2 separate regions of the Homo sapiens genome follow, and region 1 is linked to region 2. Evidence: read pairs that join two places in POLR2A ChIA-PET (ENCODE). Cell type or tissue: GM12878. All regions are shown on one strand. Each heading gives the region's core, and the rest is flanking DNA. Links, peaks and the distances in the headings are about the cores only. Region 1 overlaps ERN1 (endoplasmic reticulum to nucleus signaling 1). Region 2 has its middle 8.2 kb from the start of ICAM2.

What was found. Peaks named below come from ENCODE experiments on the same cell type or tissue, not always from the same donor. Only the 100,000 strongest peaks of a DNase experiment are listed, where the experiment ranks them.
Region 1: POLR2A ChIA-PET joins it to region 2 with 11 read pairs; 17 of 35 experiments call an interaction of 5 or more read pairs at or near these places.

The regions. Positions count from the first base shown.
Region 1 is chr17:64,117,025-64,121,544 of GRCh38, forward strand. All of the region lies in intron 1 of ERN1 (endoplasmic reticulum to nucleus signaling 1), which reads right to left. Among named protein-coding and RNA genes, the nearest start is that of ERN1, 11 kb to the right of the region's middle. RefSeq lists enhancers at 4,014-4,073, 4,304-4,443. In GM12878, for the core only: a CTCF peak has its summit at 4,212; no DNase peak of the experiment used is centred there; H3K4me3 peaks cover 558 bases; H3K27ac peaks cover 1,452 bases.
Region 2 is chr17:64,026,732-64,030,962 of GRCh38, forward strand. No RefSeq gene overlaps it. Among named protein-coding and RNA genes, the nearest start is that of ICAM2, 8.2 kb to the left of the region's middle. In GM12878, for the core only: a CTCF peak has its summit at 2,340 (motif pointing right); no DNase peak of the experiment used is centred there.

The DNA.
Region 1 (4,520 bases), core at 264-4,263, 91 kb after region 2:
TGGTGTGAACCCGGGAGGCGGAGCTTGCAGTGAGCAGAGATCATGCCACTGCCCTCACTCCAGCCTCAACGACAGAGTGAGATTCCATCTCAAAAAATAAATAAATAATAAAAATTTTTAAAAAAATCAACAATGTGGCCAGGCGCAGTGGCTCATGCCTGTAACCCCAGCACTTTGGGAGGCCAAAGCAGGTGGATCACTTGAGGCCAGGAGTTTGAGACTCACCTGGGCAACATGGCGAAACCCCGTCTCTACTAAAAATACAAAAATTAGCTGGGCGTATTGGCACATGGCTGTAATCCCAGCTACTCGGGAGGCTGAAGCACGAAAATCACTTGAACCCGGGAGGCGGAGGTTGCAGTAAGCCAAAATCACGCCACTGCACTCCAGTGTGGGCGACACAGTGAGACTCTATCTCAAAAAAAAAGAAAGAAAAAGAAAAAGAAAAGAAAAAAGAAATAGAAAGTAAAGAAAAATCAACAATGTTCACGCTCAGTCCCTCATATTTGCTCAGGATTTTCAGACATACCTGAGGACTATCAACACCAGTCCTCCAGAAGATTAGACAAGAAACAAACAGGAGCACCAACCTGTACATTACCCCAACACTAAGTGACGTGGTGCTATTTGGAGTGCAGGAAGGGATCTAGTCTACGAGAGTACAGTGGTCAGGGAAGGCCCTAGGCCCTATACAAGACAGGTGAGCGAGAGCCGATGAAACCACACCACGGTGTGTGGCAACTTACGAGGCCTCCATCTCCCTTGCTCTGCTCTATGTTTCTCCCCTGCAACCCCTGCAGAATTTTATCACCTTATCACATTCTATATAATGTATTTACCATGCTGTTGTCTATCCCAACCAACTAGGTAGAAGTTCCATGAGGGCGGGGGTCTTTGTTTTGTTCATGTTTCCCAAGCATCTCAAACAGTGCTTGGCATAAAATATGTACTCAAAAAGTTGATAAATAAATGGATGAACAGATGAAATTCACTACATTCAAGAGCTAGGAAGCTGGGAGGCTCAAAGCAAAGCAGCCCTCCCATCTTCTACCTCCCCGTATGAGGCTGCACCAGAAAAAGAGGCGGCTGGGGGACTAGTCGCTTTCACCTAAATGGTGATCCTAATTTGGGAAGACATTTGGAAACAGGCCCACCAAAGAGATTTTCTGGTTCCGTTGCTTTGTTTTACAGATGAGGAAGCAGAGGGGGAAATAACTCATTTGCCCAAAGTTGCACAGCTAGCTAGTACAGAACCTCCGGACTCTCACTTGCTGAAAGAATGCATACAATTTCATCATATGGGGCAAACACACATATAGAAACAAGATACTGGCCCTATGATTACATTTAAAAACAGCTAAAATGATTTTACATTTAAAAACAGCTAAATGCCTATCTGCTCAAGGAGTGCAGAACTGGTCTGCCACTTGGGATTTCCTTTAAGCATTAAGTTAAATTAGGAAACAGCCCTGGTGCTGGAGTCCACACAGCGCTTTCAGGCCAGGTGCCAAGCCCCATTCCAAGGTTGTATTCAAAGAGCGGGCTCCCAATTCTACTGACATTTGTCAACTTGGTTCCAGCAGAGTTTTGGATTTGGTCCAGCCCACTCAATGTGATGCTTGAAAGCAAGTGTCCTCCTGTTTCTAAACCAGCTAATAAAGATCCTCTGAGAAACAACTGAGATGGGTCCGGGAGCTGAGACAACTGACTGGTCCTCTCCTGTGTTCTACAGTTGGGCTTGTCAGCTCGGCACCTGCTATAAAAACCCTTCGAGGGAACTCTGCCTGACTCAGGCAATGAGGCTAATAGCCAGCTCTCACATGAAAAGGGGAAGGGAGTGTCACAGCCTGCACCCTCCCACCATTTGCTTCCAAAACATATGTTCCCACCCTGATAGGAAAGTTCCTGTTGGTTCACAAGCTTCTTCTTGTGCTTTAACTAACTCACTCCTTCTACAAATCCCTTCTCCTCACTCGCAATGGCTATTTCATTTTTGTTATGGAAGGTTCTTTTAAAACCATGAAGATGATTTTACCCATCAGGATACTGTGAAGGAGCCTGGAAAACAACATTGTTTTGATTTCTTAAGCCTCTTAATATATGGAAAAGGCAATAAACAAATATATAAATAAATAAACAAGCATAAGTCGGGTAACTTTAAATAAACATTTAAACATCTTACAATTCAGTAACTAAATATGTTTTAATATAAGGCCTATTAGTTAAAGCTGATAAAAGCAATTTCAACAGTTTGTATTCAAAGGAAAAAATCCATTAAATTACCTGCTCTTTAAAAGTTGAATGATATAGTACAGTAGAGAAAATGTAATATTAGGTTCCTTTTTTTCTAGGTTTTTTTTTTTTTTTTTTTTTTTTTTTTTGAGATTGAGTTTCACTCTTGTTCCCCAGGCTGGAGTGCAGTGGTGGGATCTTGGCTCACTGCAACCTCTGCCTCCTGGGTTCAAGCAATTCTCCTGCCTCAGCCTCCCAAGCAGCTGGGATTACAGGCACGCGCCACCACGCCTGGCTAATTTTTGTCATTTTTTTAGTAGAGACGGGGTTTCACCATGTTGGCCAGGCTGATCTCCAACTCCTGACCTCAGATGATCCGCCCGTCTCAGCCTCCCAAAGTGCTGGGATTACAGGCATGAGCCACCACGCCTAGAACTAGAAATAAAGTTAGAACTTTATTTCTAGTTCTAACACTAACTAGCGGACTCTATCAATCCTAACCTCTCTGTAAAATGAGCCAAATGCTGTGTCTAGTCTGGTCCCGTGCTCTGTGACGTGACTGGGAATTTGGAGATGCATTTGTTCTTTCCAGGATTAAGGTACAAAAATTACTTGAAGGCCTCATCCTGGCTGCACATCAGAGTCACTTGGGCCTTAAAACATTTTTTGCTGGTTTATTTGGTAGAGATGGGGTCTTTCATTGTTGCCCAGTCTGGTCTCAAACTCCTGACTTCAAGTGATCCTCTTGTCTTGGCCTCCCAAAGTGCTGGGATTACAGGTGTAAGCCACTGAGCCTGGCCTTAAACATTTTTTTTTTAAAAAAGAAAAGATGCCGGCCCCCACTCCCAGAGATTCCAATTTCATTCACATAGGATGGGGCCCCAGCACAGCGTTTTTAAAAAGCTCCCCAGGTGACTGAGTCATGGCTGGGAAGCACCGCCTCAAGTAACACATTCCTAGCCACAGTTGTGGCCCCCTGTACAGGTGATTCTCTCACTCCTAGTGGCCCCTCAGGAGTCATGGGCCATTTGCTTTAAGAGAAGAGAGATCTGATTTACCTTGGTCAACAAACTTCTCTGACTCAACTGGAGATCAATGACAATGTCAGGTTCTAGGGATGTGACAGCACTGTTTGTTCAGAGAATGTACAGAAAAATTCGGTTTCCATGACAGACACTCCTGCAGCCCAGACAAACAATTATTCCTTCATCTGACAGAGAGGGGGGAAATAATCCACTGGAGAATGGGATGGTTTTGAATTATAATTATAAATTAGTCTACTAACAAAGGAAGTCATGTTTAATACATGAGAGGACAACTCTGGGCCAAGGTTCATTTTTTTAACAGTGAAACATCATGCTGAGTGAAAAATGAAACTGACATGAAATAATCACAAACTGTTTACCTCATGGAGTTTGGCAATGGAAAAATTAATCTCATTACTGATAAGAAGAGCCCACCAAAAGAACACTACACACTATGGGTCACGTCCACCCAAGCAAATATCCTGAAAGCTCCTCTAGTTCTGTAGAAAGACACACAACTGGTGCAATCCCATTAAAGAATATAAAATATAGCTGAAGCAATACCTCCCACCCCCATCCACAACCCACTTGCTTGATGATATAATACAGCCCCTTTATTGGTCTTAATGAGTCTCAAAGAAGAATTCAATAAATATTTGCTGAGTGCCCCCTACAGTGGGTATAACCAGCATGCCACGTTAAATGCCACAGAGGATGCAACCATCAGCAAGCCAGGGTCCCTGCCTTCTCGGATGAACCAGCAAGGGAAGTGAGACACACTCCCAGGGGCACCTTCCTTCCCCCCTTGCTCCTTCCTTCCCTCATTAGTCTCCTCTGAGAGCTACCTAAGCTAACTTGAATCCCTCCATTGTGGTTTAAGAGCCAGAGTCACAGCCACTGTCTCTCTCCTGTCATCACAGACCTGCTCCCTGGTGCCAGAACTGCTTGGCAGGTGGCGCCTCTGCAAAGGCAAACACCCAGAACCAGCACGGTAATGCAAGAGTTCTATCTTTTCAGGACTTCTTGGTGAAGGCTGTGACTGAGCTAGAGAAGAGCGGCTTGGGTTAAAGGCCTCTAAGGAAAGAACTTTCAGTTTTGTTCTTTCAGACATATGACTAGGCGAGATGTTACTGAAAACATGCACCTGCTTGGATATTATTAGACTCCAAGCAAAGAAATTAGCTTAAACTGTGAATTAGGCTTAGCAGGCAATTTTTTGTTGTTGTTGTTGAGACGGAGTCTCTGTTGCCCAGGCTGGAGTGC
Region 2 (4,231 bases), core at 1-4,000:
ATATATATATATATTAGCCAGGCGTGGTGGCACGCACCTGTAGTCCCAGCTACTCGGGAGGCTGAGGCAGAAGAATCACTTGAACCCAGGAGGCGGAGGATGCAGTGAGCCGAGATCGCCCCGCTGCACTGCAGCCTGAGCCACAGAACGGGACTCCGTCTAAAAAAATAAATAAAAAACAAATATTTCCCCACTCTGCCACATCGAGAGGCCGGCATGGTTCACCCGTGGGAGGGGAGGAGCAGGTGTGCTAAGCAGTAGCTGTGGTTTTAAAATGTTTTTCTTTTCACCATCATCCTTCTTTATCCCTCAGTTTCTTCCCTCTGCAGCCCCGGAAGAAGGAGGTGGGCCGTTCTCGCATTGCTGTAAAGGAATACCTCAGACTGGGTAATTTATAAAGGAAGAGGATTCATTGGCTCACAGTTCTGCAGGCTGTACAGGAAGCGTAGCAGCATCTGCTTCTTGGAAGGCCTCAGGAAGCTCCCGATCATGGCAGAAGGCAAAGAGGGAGCAGATGCATCACACGGCGAAAGCAGGAGCAACAGGAGCAGGAGGTGCCACACACTTTTTTTTTTTTTTTTTTTTTGAGATGGAGTCTCGCTCTGTCGCCCAGACTGGATGAAGTGGCGCGATCTTGGCTCACTGTAACCTCTGCCGCCTGGGTTCAAGCGATTCTAGTGCCTCATCCTCCCGAGTAGCTGGGAGGCCTCCACAATCACCGATCACTGTGTCCAAGGGAGAAGGTGCTGGAGGAGCGTGTTCTGCTCCTCAAGACTGTGGCTCAGAAGCAACACATGTCTCTTCTACTCCCATTGGCCAGAATTAGTCACATGGCCCCAACCTAACTGCAGTGGTGGCTGAGAGTGTTGTCTTCCTGAGTACCCAGAAAGAGGAAAATGCAAAAAGATTTGGTGAAAATATAGCATTGTCTTTGCCATAACAAACATACTTCCTTTGTTGATTTTTTTAAATCAAAGGCAATAATTGGAGATAAATGTGTTATATCTCCTCTTGGAGAATATTTTGTTGTCATGTTAAAAGCCTCTGAAAAGTCTTGCTGTAAATATGGAACTTTTATTTAATCTGGCATTTCCCAGATTTGGTGATTGAGGCCTTTTAAATAATTTAATAGCTTTGGAATTAATATTTGGAGATATAAACTTTGGGAAATTGCCCTAAATGTGTCAACTGGTGAGTCCAAATCTGTGGGGGGAAAATGATGAGCAAAGAGATGAGTAATGTGTTCTACAAAAGTAGAGGACAGTCAGGTGCAGTGGCTCAGGCCTGTAATCTCAGCACTTTGGGAGGCTGAGGTGGGCAGATCACCTGTTAGGAGTTCAAGACCAGCCTGGCCAACATGGTGAAACCCTGTTTCTACTAAAAATATAAAAATTAGCCGGGGGTTGTGGCGGACACCTGTAATCCCAGCTTCTAGGGAGGCTGAGGCAGGGGAATCACTTGAACCTGGGAGGTGGAGGTTGCAGTGAGCAGAGATCACGCCACTGCACTCCAGCCTGGGCAACAGAGCAAGACTCTGTCTCAAAAAAAAAAAAAAAAAAAAAGTAAGGAATGAATTAGACCTGGGGCTGAGAGAGGGAGAGGATAACACTGGGGAAAATTTTCCTGAGATGGGAAAGGCCTGGGAAACAATGACAGGCTCAGAGCAGAGGGTGATTCAGCCCAGGCCACAAGCTTGAGGGCCCTGGAGCAGATGCAGCTATAAACCAGGAGAGTCGGTGCAGCCAATGTCAAGAGCTGGGAGGCTTGTTTGGTGCCGACTCGTAGCCCTGTGTAGCTAGAGGAATCTTAGGGCTCATTCAAACTGCCTTCTTCATGTTATAGACAAGAAGGGTAGGGGCTTAGAAAAATGTAGTTTTTTATTCTTAAAGTAATTCATATTCATGAAAGACAATCTGAACTAAGCACAAAGAAGATTAAAAAAAAAAACAACCACCATATTCTGGTCAGGTGCGATGGTTCATGCCTGTAATTCCAGCACTTTGGGAGGCTGACACAGGTAGATTGCTTGAGCCCAGAAGTTTGAGACCAGCCTGGTCAACAGAATGAGACCCCATCTCTAAAAAAGAATTTATAAATTAGCTGGGCATAGTGGCACTTGCCTGTAGTCCCAGCTACTCAGAAGGCTAAGGTGGGAGGATCACCTGAACCCAGGAGGTTGAGGCTGTAGTAAGCTGTGATCCCACCACTGCACTCCAGCCTAGGGGGGCAACAGAGCAAGACCTTGTCTCAAAAAATATATAAATATAAATAAAAACATATTCCACCTTGTAAAGGTTAAGTGTTTTATTCTGGAGGAGACAACTGCCACCAGGTGGCACTAAACCTAGCTGGCCTGGGCTGATGGGGAACCCCAGCTGTGCAGGCTCTCCAAGGCCACTCATTAACCTCAAAATAAGGCAGCTCCGCAAATCATATGGTTGTATTTCTGGACCCCACTTACTGGTTATGAAAATATTTTACCATTTATTTGATCGGTCTTTCTAATTGTGCTGTACAAATCTTCCACATCTTAAATTTTTGGGGGTCTATTTGATCAGTGAGAAAAATGGTTAAAATATCCATTGTTGACAATTTTTCCTTGTAGTTCAGTTTTTGCCTTATATATTTTGAAGCTATGTTGTTAGGTGTCTAAGGATTCGTGCCTTATATGTTCTATTCAGTTATTTTTTTTGATAAAAATGAAATATCTTTTTCTGTCCCATTCAATCCTTTTCTTTTTGAATTCTGTCTATAGCCAGCCATAGCACTCTGAACATGCCTGATCTTGTCTGAATTCTATAGAATCTGATTGGTATTGCTAAACCAGCATTTTGTTAATATTTGTTTGCTACATCTTTTTCTATGTATTTATTTAAAAAAAAAAAAAATTTTGAGACAGGGTCTCACTCTGTTGCCCAGGCTGGAGTGCAGTGGCACCATCATGGCTCACAGCAGCCTAGGCCTCCCCAGGCTCACGTAACCTCAACCTCAACCTCCCAAGCAGCTGGGACTACAGGTGCACACCACCACACCAGCTAATTTTTGTATTTTTTTGTAGAGACAAGGTCTCCCTGTGTTGCCCAGGCTGGTCTTGAACTCCTGGGCTCAAGCAAATCCACCCGCCTTGGCCTCCCAAAGTGCTGGGATTACAGGTGTGAACCATCGTGTCCGGCCCATGCTGTCTTAATTATAATATTATAGCATTTGGAAGGATAATGCCCTAATATTATTCTTTTTCAGAGCTCTCCTAGTCATTGGTTACTGTTCTTTATGCAATTCTACAAGAAACCTATTCAGATTTTTATTGAGGTCACATATGACATCTTTACAGTGTTGAACAGTGTTGAGCTTTTCCGTCTCTCTTTCTATGGTTTGTGTGTGTGTGTGTGTGTGTGTGTGTGTTTTCTTTTTTCTTTTTTTTTTTTTTGAGACAGGGTCTCACTCTGTCACCCAGGCTGGAGTGCAGTGGCCCGATCACGGCTTACTGCAGCCTCCACCTCTTGGCTTAAGCAATCCTCCCACCTCGGCCTCCAGAGTAGCTGGGACTACAGGCACACACCACCATGCCCAGCTAATTTTTGTATTTTTTTTTTTTGTAGAGATGGGAGTCTCACCATGTTGCCTAGGCTGATCTTGAACTCCTGGGCTCAAGCAATCCACCCACCTTGGCCTCCCAAAGTGCTGGGATTACAGGTGTGAGCCACTGCGCCCAGGTCCTATGTCTTTATTTTCAGCTTTCCCGTGTGCATTGATTGGGAATTGGTTTCACTTCATGTAGTAGAAACAAACTAATGCAGCTCCGTCAGTAAGATTTTTTTCTCACACAAGAAGTCTGAAGGCTGTGGTCCAGAAGAGGTGAACATCAAAGACGCATCAACCAACTGGGCTTCTTCTACCATTCTACCATTTGCTCCTCTGTATTTTTTTCTTTTCTTTTTTTTTTTTTTTTTTTTTTTTGAGACGGGGTCTTGCTCTGTTGTCAGGCTGGAGTGCAGTGGTGCGATCTCAGCTCATTGCAACCTCTGCCTCCTGGGTTCAAGAGATTCCCCTGCCTCAGCCTCCTGAGTAGCTGGGACTACAGGCATGCACCACCACGCCCGGCTAATTTTTTGTATTTTAGTAGAGATGGGGTTTCACCACGTTGTCCAGGATGGCCTTGATCTCCTGACCTCGTGATCTGACCGCCTTGGCCTCCCAAAATGCTGGGATTACAGGCATGAGCCACCGCGCC